Regions from separate parts of the Mus musculus genome. Here region 2 is linked to region 1. The links are chromatin loops, found by intact Hi-C in ENCODE. Cell type or tissue: gastrocnemius. All regions are shown on one strand. Links, peaks and the distances in the headings refer to the core of each region. The heading gives the core; the rest is flanking DNA.

The links. A loop is a pair of places that touch in the nucleus more often than their neighbours do. Peaks named below come from ENCODE experiments on the same cell type or tissue, not always from the same donor. Only the 100,000 strongest peaks of a DNase experiment are listed, where the experiment ranks them.
Region 2: it touches region 1 in a loop (2.9-fold over the local background); 15 of 42 quality-filtered maps call a loop at or near these places.

The regions. Positions count from the first base shown.
Region 1 is chr9:102,542,835-102,548,833 of GRCm38, forward strand. Ky (kyphoscoliosis peptidase) reads left to right here. Exons shown (of 11, transcript NM_024291.3): 11 at 1-3,405. Among named protein-coding and RNA genes, the nearest start is that of Gm29387, 13 kb to the right of the region's middle. In gastrocnemius, for the core only: a CTCF peak has its summit at 2,372 (motif pointing left); DNase peaks (open chromatin) are centred at 636, 1,159, 1,658, 2,357 and 1 more place; H3K4me3 peaks cover 397 bases; H3K27ac peaks cover 261 bases.
Region 2 is chr9:102,401,033-102,407,031 of GRCm38, forward strand. No RefSeq gene overlaps it. Among named protein-coding and RNA genes, the nearest start is that of Ephb1, 49 kb to the left of the region's middle. In gastrocnemius, for the core only: a CTCF peak has its summit at 2,770 (motif pointing right); DNase peaks (open chromatin) are centred at 2,215 and 2,745; H3K4me3 peaks cover 1,206 bases; H3K27ac peaks cover 2,440 bases.

The DNA.
Region 1 (5,999 bases), core at 284-5,283:
GGGCCCAAGCTAAGAGCAGAGAGCCCAGGACACCACTAATCTGCATGAAACCACTTCTAGGCCTCTGCTTCAGTCCCCTCTGCCTCAATCTCCCTGCTGTGTCACAGGCACTGAGGAATTTGTGCCGCCAAAGGCTCACTCAATGTGGCTGTGGAAGAAGAGACAGAGGCCAGGGCCCTCTAGAAGAAAAAGGTGCTATGTAAATCCAAGGTATTGTGAAACGTACACCCCTGCCTGTGCCTGCTCTTGTGTTAGGACTTTGTTGCTGTAGAGCTGAATGGGAAAGCGGAGGTGTTGCGGGTGCTGAAAGCTTTCCCCACGATGCCTGCCTGGTGCTTGAGGCTGAATCTATGAGAAAGGTGTGCTCCCCCTGCAAGTAACATGGTGTTTCTCCCCACTACTTCTGGACCCCAGGGAATGTCGGGCCTGCCCATCTTCCACATTCCTAGTGCTCCTATTAGCTACTTCATGCTCTTCAAGAGCTTGCAAAGGGGGTGGGTGTAGAAAGCAAACCAGCTGACCCTCAGCCAACTGGAGGCTGCTGTCTCCTGATGCCTAGCATCTCTGAGATGTGCTAAGGGCAGGAAAGCAGCCGTGTGCACATTCGGATGTCCTGGCTGGGGACCAGGGATGGAGTGGGTTTGCAGGTCCAGCAACCCACATGGAAGGGTGAAGACCCCGATTCTATGTGCCTACCAGAGTTTAGCTGAGGGCCTGGAGATTGCCCCACCCCACCCCCCACCAGCCATCCTCAGGAGCCTCAAATGCCTACATAGCCCACTGGTAGCCTGGCTGATGACCTGGGCCCTGGGCAAGCAGATTAGCCCCAGCAGTTATCAGATACCAGGGATAGTGTCTGATAACAAGATGTTGCTCCTTCCTTACAAGCCAAACCAAGCTGAGGGGACCACCACCTGCCCCCTAGAGAAAGTGTTGGTCTCTGTCTCTGAGGAAAGCCCTATCATAGCCATTTTCCCTCCTGTCTTTCTCTGAGATGACAACCCCTGCCCTGAGTTCAACCTTCCTTCCATTGGGAACAGTTGAGGGCCTCTTACTTGCTCCGGCCTGTCCTAAAAAGCCTGAGCTGCCTAGCTGGCCCTCAGCAGCACCTGAGGCTGGTGTTTCCATGGCAACAGCTGAGGGGGGAAAAGCAGGCTGCTGCAAACAGGGAAGGCCTGAGGAGAGCCCCCCGACAAGAGGTTCCTGCAGTAGCATCCCAGTGCACAGATGTGCTCCAGGAGGGTCCCTACCAAATTTCAGGGTTCTAGGACTCTGCTCACTGTGCCTGTCTCAGGACCACCCCCCCCCCCAATCCCTCACTGCTCTCTAAGGAATGTCCTCAGGCTCAGCTGCCGCCAGAGCCAGCCTGGGATACTCACAGCCTCTACAGTCAAGTCTTTCCTCAGTAAGAGCCCATCAGACTCCTTCGATAAGTGGCTGACCCCTCATGCTAGATCCTGGGACTATAGAGGTGAACACAAAGGACTCAGCCATAGGCACCCGCATCTCTGGGTGGGCAGTCTGCCAAGTGGAACCTATCTGAAGACCTAGGAGCCCAGAACTTCAGCTCTTCATTCCCTTCTGCCCCTTTCCCACAGGTCCCCACTGCTACCCACCTGATACCACATAGCCCCCCTCCACCAGACTGGGTAGCCTCACTTGTGATTAGCATGGCTGCTAGGGGCTGAGCTGCCTTGGCTCATGTCCAGGGTCCTCTGGCAGTCTCAGCCCATCAGCATCTTGTCACTCACGCCTGGAAAACGCACCAAAGTGGGGTGGGGTGGGGTGGGAGGTGGCGTTGTCTCCACTACAAGAAGACGGTGGAGTTTGCACTGCCTGGAAACAGCCTTTCCTCACCCCTTTTATTTTATGAGCAGTAAGAACTGTGCTATGTTTTAACGAAATAGTAAGTGCTTCGGCGGTCCCTGCCACTCGCTAGACACAGCCGCGACAGCCACTGCTAGCCCTGCAGAAAATGATCCCCATGTTTTTTTCAAAACAGCATAATTAATCTATTCTGGAGCTTGTGGAGGATGCTACCCCACAAAACAGGAGCTGTCCTCAGCACCAGAGACCCAGACCGAGCCTCTCCCAGCGGCCCGGGTCAACCACACGCTCCGCCCTCCTCATATAACCAGGTAGTCCCTTTGTCAAGGCAACTGTAGGTGCACTCGGAAAAACGCCTGCGTTTCTTTTTACTGAAGCAAAGATACACGAAACCGAATCCAATCTTCATGAATTTTTACACGCATGCTGCTCAGCCTGAAAATTTGGAGGCTGCGTTTTGAAGGCTTTTTATTCAAATCCCCCTCTTTGTCTGCTGGTCCACGAGTCTCATTGGCCGATCAAATGGCACGAGCGCCCCCTGGTGGATCACGTGCGAAGTTGCCACCGCTGCAAACCCCCAAGCTGGCTCTTTTTATGATGTTTGTTAAAAATCACTAGGTGCTTTCTCGTCCCTTGCGGACAAGTTATGCTGTCTACGGCATCCACATCGTGGATAGTTATCCTCGTGGTTGATATGCCAATGTCAGCGTTGTCTTGCAGACTGTCAGAAGAGCCTGGGGAGACTTCCCTGGCCTGGCGTGGTGAGAAGATAGGATGGGATTAAGAATTGAGCATCTTGCCCAGAAAGCTTTTCCTGAGACAGAAACCCTGGGCACAGGAATGCCTGTCTGGGGTCGCTGTGATCACACTCATTACTATGGCAATGACAGGCTGAAACTGATCAAACTCAGCGTTTTGCCAGGCAGGCCCCAGGATGGGCGCCAGGGTGCAGAAGGATGGGGCGTGGTGAGGCAAAAGGGTGCAATTAAGCTCTTTCAGCTTGCTTCAAAAGTGCCACCAGCTCAGCTGGACTGTTCTCTGTCTGATTGTGAATATTTTGAGTTCTCCATATGTTACATTGTCCCACGAGGACGGACTCCTCCCGGCCCACAGAGATTAAAGAGACGTAAATAGATTAACTGAAGCATGAAGGATTTGAGCTAGATATAAAGAACCATTTCCTGTTGTGAAGCAGGAGGGACACGTTGCCAATAAACTCTCGGCGAAATTCTCAAAGGACTTGAAAAGGAGAAAAGTTCCCGCAGTGGTCCGGCATTTTCTTTGCCGTGCTTACTGAAGCGGTTGGGTTCTCCCTCCGCTAACTCGTAACTCTTAAACAGTACTGGTTGGCCGGCAGTAAACACCAGGTTAATGGTGTGACCATATAGCTCACTGTTGTGGGATTTCAAAGGCCGTTTATCTGAGGTCTGCCATTTCCTTTCATCTGGAGTAAGTAAAGCCGCAGAGGTGACTATTTCTCCCCGTGTGTGCTGAGTAGTGTGGGCCACTGGCTGTTAAAGATGCTGTCCTCACATTGTTGCTGGGGTTCTTTTTCAATAAAATTTATATTCATTTTTATCCAACAATGTAATTATCGATCCATCCTTATCGCTGCTCTTACAAGGAGAAAAAAAAAAAAAAACAACCAAGGGGGGAGGGCAACACTTTCATGTTCAAAGGATGCTTTTAAAAAAAAGAAAAGATCAATGTCCCCGCCATTTGAACGTGATGGGGAGATGCAAATGGGGTGTTGGGCAAATAGCGATTCCACATTAAAGAAAACATAATTAGGTCAGCCCCGGCCCTCCGAGGCTCACGTGCCTTTGAAGAATCCGAAGACCACGCTTCCTTCATTGAATCTTGTTTAACTTGAACATTTTAAAGTCAGCCCAAATTTCTTTTTAGAGTGGGAGAAGAAAAACGTGCCAAAATTTTTCCTGTCAACCTACTTTTGGGGTGCTGAATATATGCTATACGTTTCTTGATATTCACGCACACACTCGAAACTTTCCAGGTTGCCTAAACTGATTACTCGTAAATTAGACATTTAGAGGACTGGAGGAAAAAAGAAAAAAATGAAAATCTAGACACCTCTGAGAAGCTGCTGTAACCATGGAGACCATTCTCATAGCTGTAGTGTGAAGGGCAAAAAGATTTGTGTTCCCAAATCTGAGCTTATCGCATCCCTCATTGCCAGACACAAAAACCCGAGATGTGTTACACTTCATCCTTGGGGTGGGGGTTCACAGAGGAATGCAATCCACGGGTAAGGGAAGTTTCTAATGACACACTATGGAGCAATCGGAACAAACTGTCTCTAGGTCTTAGGTGCAGTAGAAGGACAAACTCTTAAATTATTGGAACGGGCTGCAAGTTCCCAACCAAGAGCTGGAATAGACTGACCTCCGATGTTTCTTCCAGTCCAGAGGCTCTGTGAAGCTGTGTCTTTGTGAACAGATGATGGCAGGCACCAGCCTGGGCTTGTCAGTTAGGCAACATCTGAAGGGCCCTGCTGTGTTAAGAGCCTGCTCCCTAAGCCCCGGGCATGCTACACCGCACGCCTTTTACTTTCCTGCGGGCGGGCGAGGGGATGCACAGGCTCAGCAGGTGGACAGACCACAGGGAACCAGCAGCCCAGACAGAGGCTGGTCCACTGTGATTTGCAGACAGAACTGAACAAGACTAAGATGTCTCGAGGAAGTCTCTTTTCTTCCACCTCATCCTCAGACCTCAAGTCAGAAAAATTATTCTTAAGGCAATCAAATTCCTGCGGAGGATGCCTAGGGGTGTCCTGTGACCTCTACCATCCTCCATGGCAAGATCTGGTCCATATGGAGGCTTTGGGGCCTTGTCTCATGTGCTTCTTCACCCACTGTGAGTGCTCAGGCCCACCACTCCCTCAGCGCCACTTCTTGGGCCTCTGTGTGCCAAGGTGGGTCCTGCCTAGGTCATTACTGTCCACACCAACCTCAGATCTGAACATCCACCCCCACCTGAGCTGTGTTCAGACAAAATGCTTTTCATGATCCTTCCCAAGGAAGTTCATGGTCTCTGGAGAAGGCACTGGTGGGCAAGGTAAGTCTTCAAACAAAAATTGATTTTAGGTCTACAATCCTACCTCCTTAAACACACCTGATCCAGCTTGATCTCTGAAGCTAGGCAGGGCCAGATCTGGTTAATGCTTCAATGAGAAACAAAGGCTTATTTTGATAGATAATCAAGAGAGTGCCCAGTCACCTCCTTCTCCTCTAGAGACATCATGTCAAGTGCTTCATTCCCAAGGATAGTGTAATGATGGCTCTTCAAAGAGGGACACAGATGAGGGGCCATGGAGAGACGTCTCCCCTGCAGTTGAGTGAGCTGTAAGCAGCAGCTTTAGTTCAAAGGCTGCCTTCCTGTGATCCTCCTGGACCAGCAATGGCATGCACTGATCACGTAGAAGCACCAGTCAGAGCCAGCATCAAGCTTTGGGAATTCAGTGTCCTGGAGACCATGGCTGTGCAACATAAAAGGCCAGCGATCGGGACCAGGTAGGCAGCACCTCAGACTGAGATGGGACATGACAGGAAGCCCCAAAGCACAGGTCCCCTGGTGAGTCCCCTGATGGTAGGGGCTATGGCGACAATCCTTAGGATAATCAATAGGAGACACCACAATCCACACTACCCTTCTTTTGAACATGTTGGTCCCTGTTGTAGCGACAGTCTTCCCTCCCTCTCTCCTGGAAAAGCCTTGCCTGGCCCTCATCCATCCTCCGGGCTCACATCATATTTGTGACTCAGAACTCTGCACAATCGGGTGATGAGAAGGGATTGGAACTTCACCACTGAACTGCAATTTTTTTCCATACAGTTTTATTCAAAAAATATTTTCATACAATATATTCCAATTATGGCTTTCCCCTCCCAGATCCTTCCAAACTCTCCATCCATCCACCGCCATGCCCTTTCTTTCTCTCATTTTGGAAAGCAAACAAGCCCATCGGTGGTGATGCACACCTTCAACCCTAGCACTTGGGAGGCAGAAGCGGGTGGATCTGAGTTCCAGAATCTCTAGGAGTTCGAGGCCAGTCTGTTCCACAGAATGAGTTCTAGGACAGCCAGGGATACAGGGAGAAACCCTGTCTCAAACAAACAAACAACAACAAAGCAAACAAAATGGCAAAGAAAAAT
Region 2 (5,999 bases), core at 735-5,734, 140 kb before region 1:
CACCCCCCACACACAGTGTACAGCTGGCTAACGGGACACCCACGGCTCCTTCTTCTGGTCCAATGCTTTTCCTTCGCACAAGACACATTACTGTATCCTCTGTGTGGGCACCGTAATCACGTGACCGTGCGACCCAAAGTCACCCAGGTCCCATGAGTGGTAGAGAAGGTGACGGCTGTGATCAGAGTTCAGTGCAGAAGCCTAGTGCTGCTTAAAATAAAGCTAACCCAGGGCATGAATAATAAGTGGCTGCTGAAAAATTGATTCAGTGAAATCCTTCTGGTAGAACATGCTATCCTTTTTTGGAAGAAAATTTTTGATACATGTCAACCGGAGCCATGACTTCATGGGAAGGGGGAACATGCCCAGAAGACTCAATAAGATACCAAGAGGAGAGAGGGGGAAGAAAGCAGAGAGAGGTAAGCGGGGTGGGGGGGGGGAGGCAGAGGTGGCAAGGGCCAGGAAATGTTGAGCTGTCGGTGGGGTTTTTTTTACAGAAGAGGTTGCAGGAGAGCCCCAGAGGTCATTTCCTTGTCTCTGCCAACACTCCTGCCCTAGCCTGCTGCTTCTGCACCCCAAACTCCTGTTCTCCCCGAAGGCCCTCCACTCTGTTGTGTTCTTCTCAGTCCTTTACAGTGGTCCTTCCAACCTTCATACGACCGTCCTTCTGTTCACCGTCACAGCGGGTACATTCATGTCAGCACCCAGTCCCATGTCACACCACAGACTGCTAATGATGTCCTGCAGAGCCAACTCCCCTCAAGAGGATGACAGTAGCTTAGGGATACCCCTGTGCCTTGCCCTTCTGCCTGGCTGGGAACCTGTTGGGCTTTGCTGTCACACTCTCCATGGGGGCTTCCCATCCTTGTTACAGGAATTGTTCCGCTGTCCCGAGTCCCATCTTTCTTCCTTTCTGCTCCCCTGCACTTTGTCTTCTTACCTCCATGGAAGGTCACAGAAGGCTTAGCGCTCATCCTGGTTTCTCTCCAGCTCTTTGCTCCACAGACCGAGTGACTCCCATGGCACCAGAATCACTATCCTCTACTGAGCTCTACAGCTGTATCCTGTGAGTGTTCATGTGTCAGGCTGCAGAACTCCTTGCACCACTGTAGGGTCCCTTGTCCGCACATCCCCAGCAGGTCTTCCCATAATCTACAACACACACACACACACACACACACACACACACACACACACACACAGAGGAGAGAGAGAGAGACAGACAGACAGACAGACAGACAGAGAGACAGAGAGAAAGAGAGAAAGAGAAAGAGAAAGAGAAAGAGAAAAAGACAGAGACAGAGAGACAGAGACAGAGAGACAGACAGACAGACAGACAGACAGACAGACAGACAGACAGAGGCACATATGCTTACACACACAGAGACTGTGGAGCAGCAATCAGTACCTGTATGCACATTTTTCCCTCCTGTCCTGGGCTCATCCCAGAACTTGAAGGTCAAGGTTTGGGACAGGCCCTCAGAGACAGATGTGCCCCAGCTAGCCCATCAGCTGTCAGGACAGAAGTGGTTTCCAGTCCCCAAATTGATTCCTCAAATGCATGATGGACCAGCCCTCTGGATAACGATATACTCCCCTACATGTTTAGGGTCCCTCTGAGCCTTTGACAAGGCTTAGTGCTCGAAAGAGAGAATTCCTTAGCTGCCTGTGTGTCCACATCCCATGGGGATGTTTTCATGACCTCCTGGGACCTCAACCTGAGTTTGGGGAGGCTGGAATATAGGGGTTAAGGAGTTCAGGCCAGGAGAAATGGCTCAGCTGGCAGAGTGCTTGCTGTGTAAGCACGAGGGCCTGCCTTTGGATCCCCAGTCCAAAGGGTAAACACTGTCACAGTGCTGCTGTATGTCTGTAATCCCAGCAGCAGAGAAGTGGGTCAGAGACAGGCAGACTTCGGAAGTCCTTTGGCCAGCCAGTCTAGCTGAATGGTTGAGTTCCAAGTTTAGTTAAGAGACTCTTTCTCAAAATAAATAATAAATAAAAATAAAAATAAATAAAGAGGAAGGTGACTGGGAATGACAGTGGGTCTCTATCTGTCTCTCTCTCAGATACACACACACACACACACACACACACACACACACACACACATACACACACACACCACAACCCGAGCTGCCATCCAAACAAAATATACTTGAATCTGCCAATGAAGTGCGAAGCAGAGAACCTCCCGCTGGGGTTGGGAAAGTTCCCAAAAGTGCCCAGTCAGTGACTATCCCAAGCTCCCCTGGCCACCCTGACTAATTGTCACACTGACTCATGCTTCACAGCAGGAGCTAACCCTGGATGGGGCACAGATCACCCGCAGAGCCAGAGGTGGGAGCCTTTCTCCAACCGGGGACCAAGTCCCTCATCCAGGGCTCAGACTATTGCTGAAGACTCTGAGTATGCAGCTCACACGTACCCAGCAACAGGTATCCTGCTGAGGAAGCTGCAAAGCTGTGGCTTCCTTCAAGGTCTTCTCCCCACCTAGCATCCAGGCTGAAAGATGGCAGGAGGAAGGATGCTGAAACAGAGCCACAGCCACAGAAGAGGAACCCGAGTAGGACTGTGGGAAGCGGGGGCTGTGCAGGGACGGGCGAGCCCCAGACAGCTAGCAGAGAATCCCACACTGAGCAGGAGCCAATTCCATTCAGAGGCCAAGTGGCCCACAGTGTAGCCTGTGGCTGTCCTTAGCCAAATACCACCCCCCTTGTCTTCAAAGTGCAGACCACGGAAGATAAGATGCCATTGACAGATACTCCACTAGAGGGCAGGGCTCAGCACGTCCTCCTGGGAGCTCCGCAGATGCCAGGTGTGGAGACTGCAATGATCCAGAATGGATGACGTTCCTCCACCCCTCTGAGCTTTTGTCGCCTGCCGGGTCCTCCATAACGGACTCTCAGAGGCAATGTGACCCACTTAGCACCCTTCCTTTGAGGTCAGAAGCAGCTGACTTGACACCCGCCCAGGGGTCATCTTGTCTTGGCTAAGATTCCCATGAAGAGAAAGCCCAGAGTGCAGCTGAGATCTCAGAGTCATCTGAGAGTTGCTGACATGTCCTTGAACGTCACTCCCAGCCCTCTCAAGGGAAGTATTGGAGGGGCTGGATGTTTGCCTGTCCCCAGCTCAGGGTCCCGGTGACAGCAAGGCAGAAGGCTGGGCCCTTTCAAGGAACACTAATGAAAGGGCAAGACATATTTTTACTTTTCTCATCACTGTGACCAAATACCTGATGGAAGCTGCTTCAAGGAGGAGGGGCTTATTTTGGCTTACAGTTTGTGAGGATCCAAGTGCATTGCTGTACAACAGGCATAGTGTCAGACTTACAGTAACACCATCTGCATATCTTAGCCAATCAAGCAGCAGGCTCTGGCAAGAACGAGAAGCAAATCTCCGTTTCGATGTCACCACCAATGACCCTCTCTGCTAGCTTGGCCATACACCCCAAAGTTCCACAACCTCACAAGACAGTGCCACTGGCTGTGGGCTAAACAGTCAAACACATGAGCCTGAGACATTTTTCATTCAAACCATAGTACAGTCAAGTCAGAGTGAGAGCACAACCAAGTTCTTACTGCTTTGGTGTACACAGCACATAAAAATCCGAATGCCTTGGTCAGAGGAGGGAGAACGGGTCCGCATCCTCTAAACCCACTCACCTTCTCCACTTCCAGGATAGTAACTGAGGTCCCCAAGAGATACTAAAATTTCCAAGACAACATTTGAAAGATGTAGATCTCAGCATCCTATAGCCTTGATCAACTCAAAGCCTGGGCTGCCTCCATCAACAACACACATGGGGAACCGAGCTCCTGACTGAGGCATGACAGGGCTGTAAGGAGGGAGGCAGTCCTCACACCAAGGCCATTCTGTAACAACATAAGATGTGTCACCTCTGATAACCTACCCCACTGCTCTCTTGGATAGAGGGCACAGCTAGAAACCTCTGGGCATAAGAGGACAAGAAAGGAAGTTCAGCGGCCAAGACCGAATCTTACCCCTGTGGCCCAAATCCTTGCAAGACCCTCCACGACCCCTATCGTGTGTGTGTGTGTGTGTGTGTGTGTGTGTGTGTGTGTGTGTGTGTGTGTGTTAGACCTGGCAGGTACAGATATGGGCCCTGTCAGGCCTTGTTTTACCCTTAGCAGGTCCTTTGGACTCAAGGGTACTATTTTGTCAGATTTTCCGAAGATTTAACAGTAGCACTTAATGTTGCCTAAAGGAATTCCCTAAAAAGGAAATCCAGATCTTAACATACTGTAGCAACACACATGCCTAGACATGCCCCCAACACCTCTACACACACACACACACACACACACACACACACACACACACACACATGCCTCACAGATACCCACAGGATGCACATCCATACTAATAATGTGCCTTGAACATATTCTTGTCCCACAGAACAGTGCCCTAAGACAGCCTTGCGTTGCAATGGAGTCAGAAATGCCAAGCTAAGCGTTTACTGGTTATCTAGCCCTGGGTTCTCAGGAAGTGACCCTCCCTCTCTGAGCCCTTATTTGCCCATTTGTCAAAGTCTGTGTGCAGAGAAACTCTTCATACCCAGGACACTTAATGAGGGGGACTGAGAAAGGCATTGTCCTAGCCCAAGATCTGTGTCTGGCCCTTGACCACCACTGCAGAGTACATGCCCAGGAGGATCTGGGTGGCAAGGCCCTAGCCCTGGCCCTGACTCTGGCTGCTACTGGTGTCTTTAAGTCACTTTTCCAATTCTTTGGTTCCATGTGAAGTGAGGGTTCTTAGTCCATCCAATGTCAAGGAATGGAAGCATGGGGACTCTCAGAGGGACAGTTTAGGCATTACAAGCCTGTCTGCTGCTTACTCAAGAGGAGCTAGGAGTCAATGACAGATTGATTCTAGTGGAGGACAATCCTGACCACATCAGACAATGAGAGGAAGAGAGCTGGGATAAACAAAGGGGGAGAAAACGCTAAATAAAGTGGTGAGAGATAGAGAGCCAGCACAGAGCTGGTCTGTACATAGTCAATTTAGCAAGACCATGGGGACCAGCCAGCCAGTGACCTGGAGCCAGGAGGGCAGGTGGGTGGGGCAGACAGGTGGGCTGGAGAAGCTGGTGGGCGGGGCAGATGGGCGGGCGGGCAGAGAGTAACCATTCTCCTGAAAGGAGGTTCCTGACTGATTCTATGCGTACAGACACCCACAGCTGAGGACAGACGAAAGAGAGTGCAGACAGAAACGCCTGTCTGCCTATGACCTTTGTGCCCACTACGTGCCTGGACTCTGCAGAGGCCCATCCCTCCAAACAGCGGCCCTTCTGCCAGGCTGCTGGTCACCAGACCCACATTATGCTTAAGCAGCAACAGAGCAAGAGTGGATAGGGGTGGCAAAGCAGGTCAGCAACGGGCAGAGGCAGGAAGAGGGAACGTGGTTGCTTCAAAGGCTCGTTCCCTAGCACAGCCATAGTCAATTACCAAGCAGCCTTTGCTTGTCAGCCCTGAATCTTAATGGTATTAATGAGACCTCAAGTAATTTTCTTCCTGGATAAAGTGTTTTTCTTCTAACTCCTGTACTCAGGGAATCTGGACCTCTCTGTGGTCCTGGTTATGCCCACTCTGTTGAAGTGGGGCAGGTCCTTGAAATTCTTCCTATCTTCTCTACGTAGATGTAATTAATTCTTTCTAAGGGGAATACATGAACGTGCTGTCTTCATGGATAATCACGCACACCCCTGGGCCTTGCACCTGCAGGAGAAAATGGCTGCCATCCATCACTGTGGTACATGGATGGAGGAAGGGAGAGGTGATGAAGCCAGACTCAGGCTAGGAGATGGCCAGCCCAATCAGCTCTTTTGCCAGTCCCCCTCCTGGAGAGGAAGCCATTTTTCCTCATCCACACAGTTCGTATGTGCTGCATGCACACAGCCCTCAGGCGCAGTCTTGCAAAAGTGATAATGACACATCTGATATGGCCTCTACCACCCCATGGACTTCCGCCGAAGTGTCCAC